Regions from separate parts of the Mus musculus genome. Here region 2 is linked to region 1. Evidence: chromatin contacts called from ENCODE Hi-C or POLR2A ChIA-PET data. All regions are on one chromosome and are shown on one strand. Each heading gives the region's core, a stretch centred on a gene start or an enhancer-like site at or near the end of the contact. The rest is flanking DNA. Distances are from core to core; before and after follow the strand shown. Region 1 holds the start of Ubac1 (ubiquitin associated domain containing 1). Region 2 holds the start of Nacc2 (nucleus accumbens associated 2, BEN and BTB (POZ) domain containing).

Region 1 (2,787 bases), core at 132-2,631:
TTGAAACAGATCTCTTGGAGCCTGCCTGACATTACACACTGACTACACAAAGGCACACAGATGATAAACTACCCTTTGCAAGCAGCTGCTATAGTAACTTGAAGACTGCCTTTAGAGGAAACACAATGCTGAACTTTAACACAACCTACTGCTGTAGATCCCTAACTTTCCGAAGAGTCCCCTCTAAAAAGCTATCTGGCACTAATCTTGTCTGGCATGGTGCTTCCATAGGCTACCAGTGTCTAACAGACATCTGTTTCATCTTCAACTGGGAGCAGTTAGAGCCAGGAAGGCTTCAAGAACTAATTCCAAGACTTAACTAAAACTAAAAGGCTAACTATAGTACAACGTTCACTGAATGTAAGTAAACTTAACAAATGCCACTTGCTGGCAGGAGACAGTCATCCTGGACCTTCCCACTCAATCAACTGTTGCCCCAATAGAAAGTAGAAGCCAAGGAACTTGTCCCACAGTGACACTATTTTAAGTGACTACTGCTAAGTGTCAAGTCCCGGCCATGGGCTCCTAGCAGCTGGCTCCTCAGGCAAGGAGCCAGTCCTCTTATAATGGGATCTAGTTACTTCCAGCTTCTGGAGGAAACTAAAAGCTCATCCCAACAGCAGGCAAGCCCCAAGGCTAGAAAACCATGATCCCTTGCCTTTGCCTCTCCCAGTCTCTGTTCACTCTCGCCTTCACCTCCCTAGCACGTTGCAGAAATTAAATAAAGCTCGCTCAACAGCGGGGGCCAGATGCTCTTCTCTGAGCACTAGGTTTGTGATTGGAGGAGCGGAAGGCGCTGCCCAGGCCCGGAGGAGCGAAGGCTGGGAGCAGCGGGCTGCACGGCAGGGACTGGGGACCGGTCCAGGAAGAAGCGAAAATCTGGCGTCTAGGTAGAGATAGGAGTGTCGGGGCAACCAGAAGGCTGGGGACTGGGGCGGAGTCTGGGACATAAGTCTAGGTTTCTGGTTTTCAGAACGGAGGCAGAGGTGGAACTGGGTCGTAAGGAGCTCGGCCTTACATGTTTGAGGCAACTCTCCTTGAGCTTCTCCACCGATGTGTCCTCGGTCGCCTCCTCCAGCCACTCGGCGCCGTCGGCTGCGCAGATGTGCAGCCGAAGCACCTTGCCCGCGAAGATCTTCTCCTCCTGCACGAACATCGCGCCGCCGCCCGGGCCTGCACCCGCCGCCCGAACCAGTGAAGGTCACTGAGGCTGGCGGGAGGACCAGGGGCGGGGCCGGGCCGCCGTGCGCTCCTTCGCTGGCCGCCGCCGCCCCGCCCCGGCTCCTGTCAGCTCCGCCGCCCGTCACTGAAGGGGCAGGAGCTGTACCCTTGCTGCCACTGCCCGTGTCGCCGTAGCCGCCCGGAGCGCGCGGTCGCAGCCGCGCCGGAAGTGCGTAATGAGCGCCCGTGGGTATGCCGGGAAATGTGGTTTTTTTTTGGCAGGCATTCTGCTGTTGCCCACCCCACCCCCCGCACCCCCCGCCCGCACCGCGCCGGAAATAGGTAAAGTGCACCAAGGCACGCCGGGAGTTGTCGTTCCCAGGCAGGCTCACGGCCCCCTTACCAAAAATTAATGTGTGAGGTGGGTCAGATGCATACCGGGAGTTGTAGTTCTCCATATACCTCATTCCTTCAGCACCTCCCAGCCTTGTTACCTGATTTGCTGGTCTGTTGGAATTGAAAAGGGCTCCGGAGTCAAGTACACAAGATAATACGTCTGGGTCAGGGCACTAGAAATGTGTCACAGTTGTAAGTGCTTGTATGCCATGCACAAAGCCCTGGGTTTGCTCCTCGGCGCAGCATACGCCTGGCACAGGTTTATAATCCTGAACGTTTAGGCAGAACCAGAAGGTCAAACAGGTCATCCTTGACTACATAATGAGTTCAGAACCACTCTGGAATACAAGCCTGCATAAAACACATACAAATGCGCGTGCGTACACACACACACACACACACACACACACACACACACACACACACACACGCATGCGCGCACACACTCACACATACGGGATGGGGGGCCCTGGCTCGGTGGTTAGGATTACTTTCTACTCTTGCTGAGGATCCTGTGTTTCTCAGAACCCACAATGGTGCTTCAGAATTATCTTGAAGATCAGACACACTGTTGATACATATATGTAAGCACAATACTTACAAAATAAATCTTTTTAAGCTAAAAAAAAACAAATAAAAAATAAATAATATCATAATTATTAGTGATCCAGGAATGGTGGTGTGGAGGTAGGAGGAACAGTTCAAGTTCATAGTCATCTTTGACAAGATCCATGAGCTCTTGCCACAGATCTGTGTCTTGGCAGATGGTACAGAACTAAGCAATAAGGGTTGTGAGGAGTGGGTCTGAGGCCCCTCCAGCTGGTCTTCAAGTTCCCCAGGCCTCTCCCCAACAAACCCCTTGCTCTTTGTCCAAAGCCTAGGCTACTAAGCCCCAGTCTTCAGAGGCCTAATGTCCTCTTTCTCTTGGAAGCCTGTCATGGTGCCACCTAGGGCATAATAAGAATGTTTGCAAGTATTTCCACATAGCCCATTCAGCATCCTACCACTGGATATACTGAAAGAAGTACCCAGAGGGACACGGGACAAGTCCCTTCCATATGCTTGATCTGGCTCTCCAGGATTCCCAAGAGTGAAGTGAGCAGAAGGAATTGTGGAGACAGTGATCTTTGCAATGTGTGTATGAGGTCCCTTTGGAGCTGGAGACAACAGATCCTCTCCTCCAAAACCTCCAGGCTTCTATGTGAACACAGAGATACCCCTCAGAGCACT
Region 2 (2,787 bases), core at 205-2,704, 71 kb after region 1:
CCAAAGCCCCTCACTGTGCAGCTTTCCCTGAGAAGCCCCAGAGCAGGGAGGGCTTTAGTTTCAGGTCTGTTTTTCCTCTTTGCCCACTGAGCAGCCTGCGGAGGGCACTCTGAGGAACTGCAGAGCAGCGTCCCCTCTCAGAGCCCTTGCTCGGCTTCAAGCTTCCTCTGCCGGATAAGGAGGAACAAGGAAGGTGGACAAGGGGGAACTCAGTGGGCTCCTTCCTCCACTCTTTTCTTGGGGACAGACCTCTATTTGTCGGGTGGAAGGGCTCCGGGTACACTCTGTGTTTCCTGGCAGCTCCAGGCGCCCCAAACCCAGACCCTGGTCCTGAGCACCCTCAGGGATGCAAAAGGAGTTGGTGCTTGTCGCAGAGCAGCCTCCCGCCCCGTGCGCCCTCCCTCCGCCCCACTTCCAAAACCGGCCAATCCCAGCTGGCTTGGTCCCAGCCCAGGTAAGTAGAAGGGTCTCAGGACTAAGCCCGCCAGGGGGCAGGGGTAGAGGGCAGGTCGCCACTGTTTATCAGCATAGGACTCTGCTGATGGCGGGGGAGTTGGAGGGGGGGGGCGGTGACCGGAGAAGGCGCAGGCCCTGGCCCAACTCTGCAGAGCCGCACAAAGGGCCGCTGTGTCCCGCGGGAGGAAAGTGCGGGCGGCCGCAGAGGCGCCGGGTGGCTGTAGAGGAGGACGGAGCCACCCTGCGCCAGGAGTTGGGCAGGTGGGCGCAGCTCCGGGGCGTCCCGCAGTGCCCCCGCTACTGAGAAGTTGTTGGGCTGGCCGGCAGACAGGAACCGGAGAGGAAAGACCTACCTTCAGCGGCTGTGGCCGGCGGCAGACACTGCCCACTCAGCCTGGCAGCAGGCTCCCGCACACCGGCCCGCCAGCTGCTCGGGGAATGCAGCAAGGAACCCTGAGGTGGGGAGGGCGTGAGGAGCCCTGCAGGAGGGGTGGGGGTGGCAGAGAGCTGGGCGCTGGGCTCAGCGGCCGCAGCTCAGCTGCACCCAGGCCGGCTCTCCCGGGCAGCGCGCAGCATCTCAATGAAGCAGCCGGATGCAGACGAACATCCAGGCAGCTCTCGGGAATGAATAGCCGCCTTTGATTTGGGAGCTGAAGTAAATGCCAGCTCCCAGCCCCAGCTTTAAAAACAGTGGCGCGTTGGTGCCAGAGGAATGCACGGCTCCGGGTGTTGGTGCAAGACAGACTTTTGATGACTCACTGCAATGCAAACAAAGATGGCAGAAATACTGTACTGTACGTGGAGAAATGCTTCGTGGTGCCACGGCAACTGAGACAGCTTGGAAATTTATAGTGCAGTTTTGCATATGAATTACCCAGTAAACTGCCTCCCTGCCATCCTGTACAGACCCAGTGTCAAAGCATTTAAACTATTCCAAACAGTCTGCAGAGCTGGCAACGCATAGAACTTAACTCTTCCTGGGTAGCAAGAGACTGGGCAGGAGGCAGGGCACGGGGCTAGGGGATGGGGAAGGGGGCAAGCACAGTCAGGAGATGGGGAATAGGAAAAAGGGTGCCAAAGGGGTCCTAAAGAGGCACAGATTGGGAAGGGGTTAGGACCCTGGAGCTATCTCCCCCACTTTGCCTCAGAGCCTCAGAGCCAAACACTCTGCTGGGCCACAGGCTCCTTAACAGTCAGACTTGTGGGTCCAGAACGCTACCTCTACCTCACTCCATCTTCTCGTATCTGACTGGCTCTTTAAGAAAGGAGGAACTTTATCGCCAGGCAGACCCCTGTAAGGTTAAGGGTACCTGCTCCTTCAGCTCCCTGAAACAGTTCTTGCAAATAGAGACCAGCTATGCAACTAAGTAAGGTGTCTCCTGTGCCCTTTACGGGTCTTTTTCTGGGACGGGCCAGTCATGTTCTGCTTGGGCAAAGGGTAGGCTTCTTCCAGGCTCACAGCATTTGCTTAATTGCAAGGGCCTTAGGGAGAGCTATTGGGCAGCCTGCCTCAGTTTCTCTCACTGTCACTAACCATGCTTCCAGAAAGAACATATTCTACCTGCAAGAAAGGAAAGGGTCAAGGGTGGCAATGGAGATGTCTACTGAGAAGCAATACTATCAAGGTGACGCAGGCTCAGCAGGCGGTAGTATTAATGGTCCTGCATTCCCAGTGTACCCTCCAAGACACCAAGAGAACAACAAAATGGAGCCATCTGGCACCTCCTTATTTACACATTGTGGGCTCCCATGAACAGGGATTGGGGGGGGGGGGAGTCCAGGTGTGGAAGCTGCCAGCAAGCCCAGCCTGTAGAACCCTCCAAGCCTTTGTCGTCCTTGCCTCCTTAAAGGAGGTAATGAGAACCCTCAGGGTGGCTGGCCATGAGGTTCTCTGGGACCTGAAGATTACAAACAAGTGCTCAGTCTGGCTGAAAGGAGGTTCTGCACAAGGCCAGGAGACTCAGGGCTTGTCAGGGTCACCTCTGGGCCATACCCTATCCAGGACAGTCCCTCCGCCTCCTTTCCCCCCCCCCCCACACACACTTAGTGGCTGCTTCTTTCCAGAAATTGTACAGGTAGGACTCACAAGCCCATCTTGGGCAAGACAAGGTGTGCTCAGGGCTGTATGGGATGCTAGCTAAATGCTGAGCCTGGCTAGAGAGCAACTGTGCTACTCAGAGATGTAGGGCACGAAAGAGACAAAAAGGCTCCATTCCCAGGTGGACAGCACCCACCATAGAGATGCTTTCTGCTCAGACAGCCACAACTTCTGCCACAGGCAATCCCAATCAAACAGAGGCTCTCCTGAAGCCTGGCCAGGGACAGAGTAAA

The links. Hi-C counts contacts between places; a loop is a spot of excess contacts on that map. ChIA-PET counts read pairs that join two places held with the same protein, here RNA polymerase II (POLR2A).
Region 2: POLR2A ChIA-PET joins it to region 1 with 12 read pairs in Patski. The contact joins the promoter of Nacc2 here to the promoter of Ubac1 in region 1. A Hi-C loop is called at or near these places in 1 of 37 maps with a recorded cell type or tissue (mouse embryonic stem cell). POLR2A ChIA-PET finds 5 or more read pairs at or near these places in 1 of 5 experiments (Patski).

Annotation. Positions count from the first base shown.
Region 1 is chr2:26,020,379-26,023,165 of GRCm38, forward strand. Ubac1 (ubiquitin associated domain containing 1) reads right to left here and starts at 1,382. Exons shown (of 10, transcript NM_133835.2): 1 at 1,019-1,382. The coding sequence starts at 1,156.
Region 2 is chr2:26,090,942-26,093,728 of GRCm38, forward strand. Nacc2 (nucleus accumbens associated 2, BEN and BTB (POZ) domain containing) reads right to left here and starts at 1,455. Exons shown (of 6, transcript NM_001037098.1): 1 at 810-1,455.